2 separate regions of the Homo sapiens genome follow, and region 2 is linked to region 1. Evidence: chromatin contacts called from ENCODE Hi-C or POLR2A ChIA-PET data. All regions are on one chromosome and are shown on one strand. Each heading gives the region's core, a stretch centred on a gene start or an enhancer-like site at or near the end of the contact. The rest is flanking DNA. Distances are from core to core; before and after follow the strand shown. Region 1 holds the start of DENND4C (DENN domain containing 4C). Region 2 holds the start of ACER2 (alkaline ceramidase 2).

What was found. Hi-C counts contacts between places; a loop is a spot of excess contacts on that map. ChIA-PET counts read pairs that join two places held with the same protein, here RNA polymerase II (POLR2A). Pooled maps may share reads with other maps.
Region 2: a map of CD8-positive, alpha-beta T cell shows a loop between it and region 1 (13-fold over the local background). The contact joins the promoter of ACER2 here to the promoter of DENND4C in region 1. A Hi-C loop is called at or near these places in 7 of 168 maps with a recorded cell type or tissue (B cell, CD4-positive, alpha-beta memory T cell, CD8-positive, alpha-beta T cell and 3 more), 11 of 37 single-sample maps with no recorded cell type and 21 of 50 pooled maps. POLR2A ChIA-PET finds 5 or more read pairs at or near these places in 6 of 52 experiments (GM12878, H1, MCF 10A and 2 more).

The regions. Positions count from the first base shown.
Region 1 is chr9:19,227,075-19,232,504 of GRCh38, reverse strand. It overlaps DENND4C (DENN domain containing 4C), which reads right to left and starts at 1,812. Exons shown (of 33, transcript NM_001330640.2): 1 at 1,672-1,812. RefSeq lists silencers at 1,265-1,404, 1,625-1,994, 2,075-2,374 and enhancers at 1,008-1,513, 1,514-2,020, 2,405-2,654.
Region 2 is chr9:19,406,339-19,411,515 of GRCh38, reverse strand. ACER2 (alkaline ceramidase 2) reads right to left here and starts at 2,507. Exons shown (of 6, transcript NM_001010887.3): 1 at 2,324-2,507. The coding sequence starts at 2,431. RefSeq lists enhancers at 2,262-2,411, 1,824-2,679, 2,680-3,537 and a silencer at 2,512-2,801.

The DNA.
Region 1 (5,430 bases), core at 563-3,062:
CTAACATCATAGCTTTTCTATTACCCAAATCAGTAAGTCTAAATAGTAGTACTGTACACTGCACGAGGTACTATTGGCCAAAGTCAAGTCGCATATGATCAGTTCACTACAACAGGTTATACAAAAGATCAGACCCCTAATCTCAATAAACTATTTTGCAAAATGGTCAACGGAGATACCAATGCGGAGGAAAGTGTGGATTGAGTGGCAGAAAACCCTTTGCCACTACTGAAAAAAAAAACAAGTCAAAGCAAGCCTATATGACAGGCAGATCATGTTCATGAATACAAATCTAACTTCATTGCCGACTTCCCAGTCTCACAGCAAGACGGCAGTTTACCAACTCTTTAACAGTAATACAAAGAACAGGACAGAAAATATAGTTTCTTTTTTGCATGCTATAGTGATCAAGAATAAAGGATACCTTTAATGTTCAAAGATGAAAACTTCCTTTTGCAACTAATATTGCTCTTATCGCGTGTACACAGAAAAATCATACAACGCTCTGCATTTCTGATAGAGTAATACACACTATCACATCAAATCAAGTATTTATCCAGAACTTAGCGCCTTAGCACTAACGTTCTCCCCTCTCATTATACACAGACCGGAAGGGAAAACCTATTCCTACGTAAATTAGGGCCTAGGAAGAACGCCTCAACACGGGTTTGCACACAATTAAGCAGGCTCAGTGGGTCAATTTCTCAGGCTACAACGCTTGACAGTATCTCGGAGGCACAAAGAGACAGCTGAGGGTTCACTACTGGAAATGACACTTTCCCTCAAATTTGCACAAGTACCCGCGGTAACTACCCTAAATTTTCCCGTGTGACAAACATACATAAGGGGAGAAGGAGGCGGTACTATTTAAAAACTGGGTAATTCCTTATTAGTGCAGATAAAAGACGGTCTTCGAGAGGGAAAAGGTCTATCAAGCAGAAAAGGGGAGGAAAAAAAAAAAGACGTGACAGCATTCTTAAAACAGAAAAAGTTACAGCTCTTTACAGGAGTCAGCCTTAGGACTTCATTCCTTGGTTTTGTGTTTAGTCACTCCAGAGTTAAAAGGATACTGCCCTCCTAGAAAGTCATCCCCGACAAAGAAGCCCTGAGGATCGGCCACCGTAAGACAGAGAAGGAAATGTCTTCAATTCACCAGAGACACCTGCCCAGGTCCCCCTCCTCCCCGTTGTCCCCGACACTTCTCAGTCCCCCGACTCCTCTCGAGACTGCCCGCCACCCCTGGCTCTAGCTCTCCGCTCTCTCAGCCTCGACCCCCTCTGGGAAGCCCCGATCCTGCTCCCTCCGCACCCCGGCCCCCACCAAAGCGGCCGTCGCCCCGGCGGTCCCCCGGGCCCAGACCCCTCGCGCTTGTACGCAAACGATTCTCATGGGCCCGGCGGGCGACGCGGGGAGGCTCTTCAGGGGCAGCCTTTCCCCGACTGCATCCCGCAGGATCCGGGGACTCCCCGCCCCCGGAAACCGCGGAGAAACTAGGCCACGAACGCCAGCCGCGGCCACTCTCCGCCTCCTCGGCGACCCCCCGCGGGCCAGCCACTCGGAACTCAGCCCTCCGGGCTCTACCTGTCCCGCGCCCTCCCAGCCTTGCAGCGCAGGCCCCGCGAGGGCACGGCGCAGGCTTCCTCCGCCAAAGGCCCCGCGCCGCAGCCTCACCTGCTGCCTGCTCCTCTGTCAGCGCAGCCCCGACACGGCTTCTTCCTGGGGCAAGAAAGCACCGGATTCGCGGACTGGGCGCGCTCGGCAGGGCAGGGCGGGGGACTAGCTCCAGCGGCCGCCGCCGCCTCAGTCCGGTCTGCGCCTGCGCCGCCTCGCGGGCAGGGTCTCCGAGGGGCGCCGCCTACAGCCAGGGGCGATGGCCGGAGCGCTGGCCCGCGCGGGTGCCTCCGCGCTGTGAGCCGTCGGACAGTGCGGGCGGCGCGTCGCCTAGGAGCTGCCCGCGGCGCAGCCGTCCCAAGACCTGACCGCCATGTTTCTGTTCCCTTTTTCTCCCCCGCCTTCCGCCCCTTTCCACAAAACAGCACTTTCTTTTCCCCCTCCCTCTCCCTTTCCTCCTGCGGGGGCGGGTGGAAAAGGGCGGGGGGTGGGAGGGAGAAGACGCAGGGAGGAGGGGGGCGGTGCGGTGCTCAGGCCCCTCCCCCGGGGAGGGCCGAGGCCCTGCAGCCACCGCTCCCCTCCCCCGCCCGACCCCTGTGCGACCCCCGCGGGGCGCGGGGTCTGAGCCTTGCGGGCCTCCGATCCCCTCCTCAGCGTTCGCGCGGCCGAGCCTGCAGAAACAGAGCTGGGGAGAAAGCGCTCTGGAGGCCGCTGTGCACCCCTTCCTGCAGGGCTCAGACTGGCGGTGTGATGTGGGTTTATTGCCTTGGCCTGAGGCAGGTGGCGGCTGCTTCTCTCGGAGTTTTCAAAGACAGGGAAAGTGATGCCGAGTGGCTGAAGGTCACTGAGGACAGTGCCGGGAGATACGTGAAGATTCCTTCCCAGGGAAGGAATCTGGAATTCCCACGCATGAGTAGAGGGCTCTAGAGAGACCCGCGCGCTGGCCCTTCCCGAAACCCCTTGGCTCCAGTGCACCATGTGAGTCCCTGGCCGCGCTCGGTGTCTCTCCTTCGGCCCAGATTTGGGGATGGGAATTCCTAATGGAGAAATCGCTCATTTGCATAGTCAGTACCCTCACGCCTCCTAAGTGTAGCCTCATTATCGACACAGACGCCTGCAGAGTCGTTTCTCTATAATGCAAATTTTGCAGGATATTTTTGAACAACGTTTTTGAGTTATCATAGTAAATGAAAAAGCAATTACTAGTTATTTAGGAAGAAGGAAATGGTTTGAAGTAGAGATAACTTTTTTACCTCTGGGGGGAAAAAAAGGCGAATGACTTCAGATTCCATGGCAGGTCAAAATCAGAACTGGTAAGATTTCTGCATATCTGGTGAGTATCCACATAAATAATCATTTTCCTGAAAATTACACTCTCCTTATTTAATCTGTATTTTTGCATAAAAATGTGAGATTATACCTGGGTCATAAATGCACTGCTGTCCATTTATTTCTGAAGTTTATTGCATAGCCATGGATAATTTGAGTTTTATATTCAATAGCAGAAACTATTTTTCTAACCACGTAAGCAGTCAGAATTGATTTCAGAAGAAATGCGCAGCAATAAAAGTTAAGGCTTATTTAATAACAGTTTGGGGCCAATTTGGTCCCCCTGGAAACTATCTTTGACATTGACAATCCGAAGAGCAAAAGTTTAAGAAAGGATCTAATACTTCAAAATTTAGCTTGTGGGCCGGACGCGGTGGTTCACGTCTGTAATCCCAGCACTTTGGGAGGCTGAGGCGGGCGGATCACCTGAGGTCGAGAGTTCCAGACCAGCCTGACCAACATGGAGAAACACTGTCTCTACTAAAAATACAAAATTAGCCGGGCGTGGTGGTGCATGCCTGTAATCCCAGCTACTCGGGAGGCTAAGGCAGGAGAATGGCTTGAACCTGGGAGGCGGAGGTTGCAGAGAGCCGAGATTGCGCCATTGCACTCCAGCCTGGGCAACAAGAGCAAAACTCTGCCTCAGAAAAAAAAAAAAAAAGAAAAAAAAGAAAAGAAACAGTGAAACAAAATTTAGCTTGTGGGCTTCTTTTCCTTCTTTCCCAAAGTCTAAATTAATTAGCAGTTTTAAAGCAATATAAACGAGATTTCTTTCTTTATTTACATATATATTTTTTAATTTTTCCTCATCCCAACTAGAAAAGGAAAGACAAGATTTCTTCGCCCCCTCCTTTTTTTTGGACACAGGATCCCCCCCTCTGTCACCCAGGCTGGAGTGCAGTGGCACAAACAGGGTTCACTGCAGCCTTAACTTCCTGCCACCTCAGCCTCCCGAATAGCTGAGATGGTAGGCCTGTGCCAACCACCCACCCACACCCCACTAATTTTTTGGGGGGGTTAGGGGAAGATATAAAGTCTCACTATATTGCCCAGGCTAGTCTTGAACACCTGAACTCAAGCAATCCTATTACCTCAGCCTCCCAAAACTCTGGGATTACAGATATGAGGCACCGTGCCCAACCAAGACAAGATTTCTTAATGGGTACATTCATTTAATTAGCTCTCAGGGATTCAGAGTTTTTTTTTTTCTCTCTCTCTCTCTTTTTTTATGGCACCCACAGAAATGAAAAATGGATGAGGCCAGTATCTCTCTTCCACTTGACTTGATTTTTCTCACTTTGCAATGGAAGGCTTAGGATTTTCTTTAATTTTTCTCACTATCTTAATCGTCCTATAGATTTACCATAGATTTTTCACTGCCATTTTCCACCAAAAATTTCATAGAATGAACTTGAATGTTTTGGGACTAATTTTTCATGTGAGTTAACTGTTCTCAGATCTGGAAGTTCTTGATTCAGCAACCTTCCCAACTGCATGCTTAGGGGCCCAGAACTGAAATAAGTTCATTTGAAATTTTATATATATATATTTATATATATATATATTTTTTGAGACAGAGGCTTGCTCTATTGCACAGGCTGGAGTGCAATGGCATCGTCTTGGCTCACTGCAACCTCCACCTCCCAGGCTCAAGCGCTTCTCCTGCTTCAGCCTTCTAAGTAGCTGGGACTACAGGCGTGCGCAACCAACCACACCCGGCTAATTTTTTGTTTTTTTTGTTTTTGTTTTTGTTTTTTTTTGGGTAGATAACAGTGTTTTGCCACGTTGCCCAGGCTGGTCTCAAACTCCTGAGTTCAAGCAATCCGCCTGCTTCCCGGCCACCCAAAGTGCTAGGATTCTAGGTGTGAGCCACCACACCCGGCCTCATTTTAAATTTTAATATAAAGGCTGGGCACCATGGTTCATGCCTGTAATCCCAGCACTTTGGGAGGCTGAAGTGGGTGGATCACCGGAGGTCGGGAATTTGAGACCAGCCTGACCAATGTGATAAAACCCCGTCTCTATTTAAAAATACAAAAATTAGCCAGATATGGTGGTGGGTGCCTGTAATCTCAGCTACTAGGGAGGCTGAGACAGGAGAATCTCTTGAACCCAGAAGGCAGAGATTGCAGTGAGCCGAGATCTCACCGCTGCACTCCAGCCTGATGGACAGAGCAAGACCCTGTTTCAAAAAAATAATAATAATATTTGACTGTATAAAAAGTAGGAGAGTCGGAGAGCCCGATATCAACATAATTGTTATAATGATTATAGTGTCACAGTTTTAGTTGGGCCTATGTAGATAGAAGAATGCATAGGAAAAAATCAGCCCATCGAAGAGGGGAACACAGACATTCTAGCAGAAAGCTCCTTCTTGCTGCCTTCTGACTGGGCGTGGTCACTGCAGATTTCCGTGGAACTGTGACACAAAGGAGTGGAATGAAAATGTTGAAAATTTCCTTAAGATATTTTTGGGGCCGGGCGCGGTGG
Region 2 (5,177 bases), core at 1,258-3,757, 180 kb before region 1:
GCCTGTAATCCCAGCACTTTGGGAGGATCGCTTGAACCTGGAGGTGGAGGTCGCAGTGAGCCAAGATCGCACCACAGCACTCAAGCCTGGAACAGAGCATGATCATCTCAAAAAAAAATTTTTTTAAATAGCAACAGAGGGGAAGAAACGTTTTTTGCTAAATTCTTTGGACCTACACTCAACAAAGTTAGGCAATGACCTTATTCTCTGACACCTTACGCTCTCTGCTTTGCCAGAGCAAATTTTGTGGTTTATGAGTATTCCAAGGAATAAAGTTTGTCAGATGGGCCAGCTGGGCTCATCAGCCAGACAATGCAGCTGAAGATCAACAGTTAGTTTCTGAAAAAGACTTTAGCACTCACTACATAGAGTAACGGCTCCAATGGGACTAGATTAAAAGTAAAGACAAACTCTCCCTTTCATCCAGCCCTATGACACTTTTCAAGACAGACTCAGAGAAGCCATACACTAGCTTTTTTGGCCAAAATAACCAAGGTTGACCCTCTCTGTAGACCCCAGGCTGCACAGAGAATAATCTTGCTAAGTGTGTGAGAACCTGTCATCAAGCTGTCTTTTCTTCTTGAACTCTGGTGAAATCCTTACTCTTTCACTATATTCTTTATTTACAAAAGGACAGCTTGTGTTACCACTGGTGTTTCTCCTTATTGAAAGTACCCAGAACTACTCCAGCCCATCCTCTGTGTGCAACTATTTACCCCTGACAGCATGCTCTGGGAGGTTATGCAATACATAAGTCATGGCCACTTCCACTGTCTTTCACAGTATCTGTGGTCAGCAGAGGGCCAGGTTTTCTTTGAGACCCTGTTGCCCAGGCTGGAGTGGAGTGGCGCGATCTCAGTTCATTGCAGCCTTCAACTCCCAGGCTCAGGTGATCCTCCCACCTCAGCTTCCCAAGTAGCTGGGACGACAAGTGTGTGCCACATGTCCAGCTAATTTTTGTATTTTTTTGTAGAGATGAGGTTTCGCCATGTTGCCCAGGTTGGTCTCGAACTCCTGGATTCAAGCGATCCACCTGCCTTGGCCTCCCAAAGTGCTAGGAATACAGGTGTGAGCCACAACGCCCAGCCTTAGGTTTTCTTAAGGAACCAACCTAATCATAAAAAAAGGAGCAGGAGTGTTTGTGTGGAAGCCAGCCATGGATTTCAGCACTGAGGGAAGGAAGGGCCCAGACTTCTGGATTGTGGCCCCAGCCATGCCAGAAATGTGAGCATGACAGCTCCCTCCTCAAGAGCCCAGTTTTCTCATCAGATGAATAAAAGGACAGGGACTAGATCATCTGAGATTCCTGCAGGCAGTAAGCACCTGACTCCTGCTGAAGACATTCTCTCTAGCAAATCCAAAAGGAAAAGTCCTAAACAACAACCTCAAATTCACAATGACCCAAACCAGGAGTTCCTGTTTCCCTTGTTTGGGCGGTGAAAAGATAAGCCACAGAAATGACCACGCAAAGTCTCACATTCTGTACCAGGATTCTGAGCCATGGACATACACAAAATAAGAGGCATTTCCTCTCCCAGCTGCAACCCTTCCCTACCACAAGAACTAAAATCACACAGGATTCTGCAATGGGGAAGTTTCTGCTCACCCTTATCTAGGGACCTAGGCAAATCCAAAACCCGCACATTATCACTCCCAAACTTTCCTTTCATCCCTCAGACTTCAGAACTGGAGAAAGCACAGTCCTGGGGGAGTTGAATTAGCGGCTTGCACAAGACAGGACACTAAAGGCAAGAAAAAAAAACAAGTAGTAATTAACTTGATTCTGACCAAAAATAACTCGACCATTATAGGCATGTTCTTGGGGGTGGGGCAAGTCTGCCTGGTGGGAGTGACCCCAGCCGCGGGGACCTGCGGGGGGCGTGCTCTTCCCAGCACTCCGAGAGCAGGTATTCAGGGCAAAAAAGCACAATGCGACCCAAGTGCGTCACGCCACAGAGATCCCAGGGGAGGAAGAGACTTGTCCCGGCAGGTTCACCGCCCCCAGCTGACCCAAACAAGGAGAATGGGCTGACACAGACCCCTGGTTCCTGGACGCGTGGGGGCCAAACAAGACAATAGGACCATCACAAAACAAATGACAGCAGGAGGAAGATGAGCCCAGCTGTCGGGAATGGGGACAGGAGAGGAGGACAGATGGAGAACTGAAAGGAGCGCGCCGAGGAGGGGGTGTGGACTGACTCAGCCCCTGGAGAGAATGCCCCCAGATGCGCGCAGAGACCCACGTCCAGCTTCCAGACGCTGCGGCGCGGGAACAGCCCCCTCCCGCTGGCCCGCCTGCCTTCCCCGCTCCCGCGCCCCGCACCGTGTTGTAGAACTCGGCGATAGCAGGCACGATGGTGTAGTTGTCCTCGCACCAGTCCACCTCCGAGCTACCAGCCTGCAGCTGGTCCCACCAGTGCGGGGCGCCCATGGCCACTCCGGGGCATTGGAGCAGCTGCTCGCGCAGCTGAGAAGAGCCCAGAGCTGCTGCGGAGGCAAAACGCGGCGACAGCCAGCGGCGAAAGCGGCTTTATGAAGCACCGGGTAACCGCCGGATGTGCGCCTCCCAACTGGCCTCCCGCGCTCCGCCCCGCCTCGCCTCGCCTGCGGGAGGTTACTCGTTCGCAGACCCTCCCCGGCCCCTCCCCCTGGAAGCCACGCCCACCGTGGGGCGGGACCCGCGTGGAGGAGGGGTCCAGGGTGGGGCGCCTGGAGGCGGAGACCGGGCTCCAGACTCTTCCAGACTACCCAGCACCCGGCAGGTGGCCAGGGCCTCGATGGTGCTACCCACGCCTGCCCACGCCCATCTCCTGGCTCAGACTCGCAGCCTCCCCCGATTGAAGGAGCGCCAGAACTCTCCCTGGAAAAAAATTTAAAATAAAAAGAAACCCGGGAGGACCTGGACCTCTCTGGACCCAGAGTTTGCAGCGATTTTGCTGCGTCCGGCGTTGGACGCCAGTGCTTACACCAGAGAAGTGCCCTCAGTCCCTCCGAGGCCGGACGCCACTCGCTGCGGTCACTGTGGCAGGAAGACCTTCCCGGCTGCTGGAGCAGGTTGGGCCGCCCAGTCCCCGGGGGAGCACTTCTATTTAGAGTACGTTCCTGCCCTCCCTCCCCTTGGCTCCAGCGTTAAGGCTTAATCTAGCCTTCGATATGGGGACTTAGGCAAAGGGTCAAACGTCAGCCATCCCAAACTGCAGAGGATGTAGTGTGGCAGTTATGACATCTCCAAGATATCGAGGTTCAAGAGGTGATAGATAACATACACATGCCAGGTGCTGTCTGAAGAGTTTCCATGTATCACTCATTTAGTGTGCCCAGCAGAGACCCTGTGAGGGGCTTCTATTAGCAAGTGACAGAGCTGGAAATTCAATTCAGGCAAGATGTCCTCAGATCCAGTCATAACTACCTTCTTTTGCTTCTGTAACTGTTCTGCGGTTTGTAAATGAAAGCCAATCTGGTTCCCAGGATCCCTAGAGGAAAGCCACCCTCTGTGTGTATGTGGTGGCTCCCGTTCTCCTTCCTTGAAAGGTTGTAGGATTCTAGGTCAGGACAGCGGCAGAAGAGGCCCTGGGCAGCAGCCCATTGGTGACTGTCATTAGGACGTCTTGCTCGGACCCGCAGGGTATCCTAAAGGCCAGCAACTCCCCAGGGTCTGCCCTCTCTCTGGGCCTGACTGCCCAGCAGGACCCTGGGTGGTGCTTCAGTGTCCTCTGCACCAAGTGTTTGTCTGCCCACCAGTACCCACACAGCCATGTGCAAGTCCCCAGAGATCTCCATCACTGACAAAAACTGCAAGCCCCGCCGCCTCTCCTAGTCTCTAGAAAATCCAGGTTTGTCCCCCAGGGGCCAAACCACACTCCTCCTTTCATCTTTGTCCCAACCTCTATCCCTTCCTCCTGCTTTACGGGCAATTCCACTGCCCTCCAGAACCCAAGTAGAAGATACACTCTTACCTTCCCCTAGGGTTGATTTACCCAGACCTACAGGATACCCGGAGTGAGCTGGCCACCTAAGAAAGGCGGTTGAGGGCCGGGCGCGGTGGCTCATGCCTGTAATCCCAGCACTTTGGGAGGCCGAGGCAGGCGGATCACGAGGTCAGGAGATGGAGACCATCCTGGCTAACATGGTGAAACCCCGTCTCTACTTAAAAAAAGAATACAAAAAATTACCCGGGCGTCGTGGCGGGCGCCTGTAGTCCCAGCTACGCAGGAGGCTGAGGCAGGAGAATTGCGTGAACCCGGGAAGCGGAGCTTGCAGTGAGCCGAGATCGCGCCACTGCACTCCAGCCTGGGTGACAGAGCGAGATTCCATCTCAAAAACGAAGGGCGGTTGGGGTGGATGTTTCCCACAGCCACAGAAGAAAGATACATCAGTTAATTTCTGTGTCTCAAAATGCTACACCAACTGTTCAGCAATAGAATTTTCCCTGTAGTCAATATTTTACTTCTTCCAACAACAGTTTACTTGGAAATATATCCATATTCATCAAAATATAATGGTATTTTTAAAAAACCATTATTTTATATGCCAGAGATTCTCAAAGTGTGGTTCCTCCCTTTCTTTTCATTTTCATTCTCTTACCAGTGTACATTGGAACTTCCCAGAGGATACATGATGTGTGATGTCATTATCTCTCCGACAGCTAATGGAATATGTGCTTGTGATTCTTTGGTATTAAAAGTCTGTTTAAATTTCTAATGCGGTAACTATTGATGTTACCATATAAACCACAAGTTCTCTGGTGTTCTCAATATTTTTTAAGAGTGTAAAGGGGTCCTCAGACTAAAAAGATTGAAAGTTGCTGTTAAAAAGATGTTCCTGGCCGGATGCAGTGGCTCATGCCTGTAATCCCAGCACTTTGGGAGGCCAAAGCAGGCAGCTCTTCTGAGGTCTGGAGTTCGGGACCAGCCTGGTGAACTTGGCAAAACCCCGTCTCTATTAAAATACAAAAATTAGCAGGGCATGATGGTGGGCACCTCCAGCTATGCGGGAGGCTGAGGCAGAAGAATCGCTTGAACCCAGGGGGCAGAGGTTGCAGTGAGCCAAGATCGCGCCGCTGCACTCCAGCTTGGGCAACAGAGCGAGACTCCATCTCAAAAAAAAAAAAAAAAAAAAGAAATATTTCCAATTAAACTATTTGTAATACTTTTTTATCATTTAGAATTTTTAGTGAA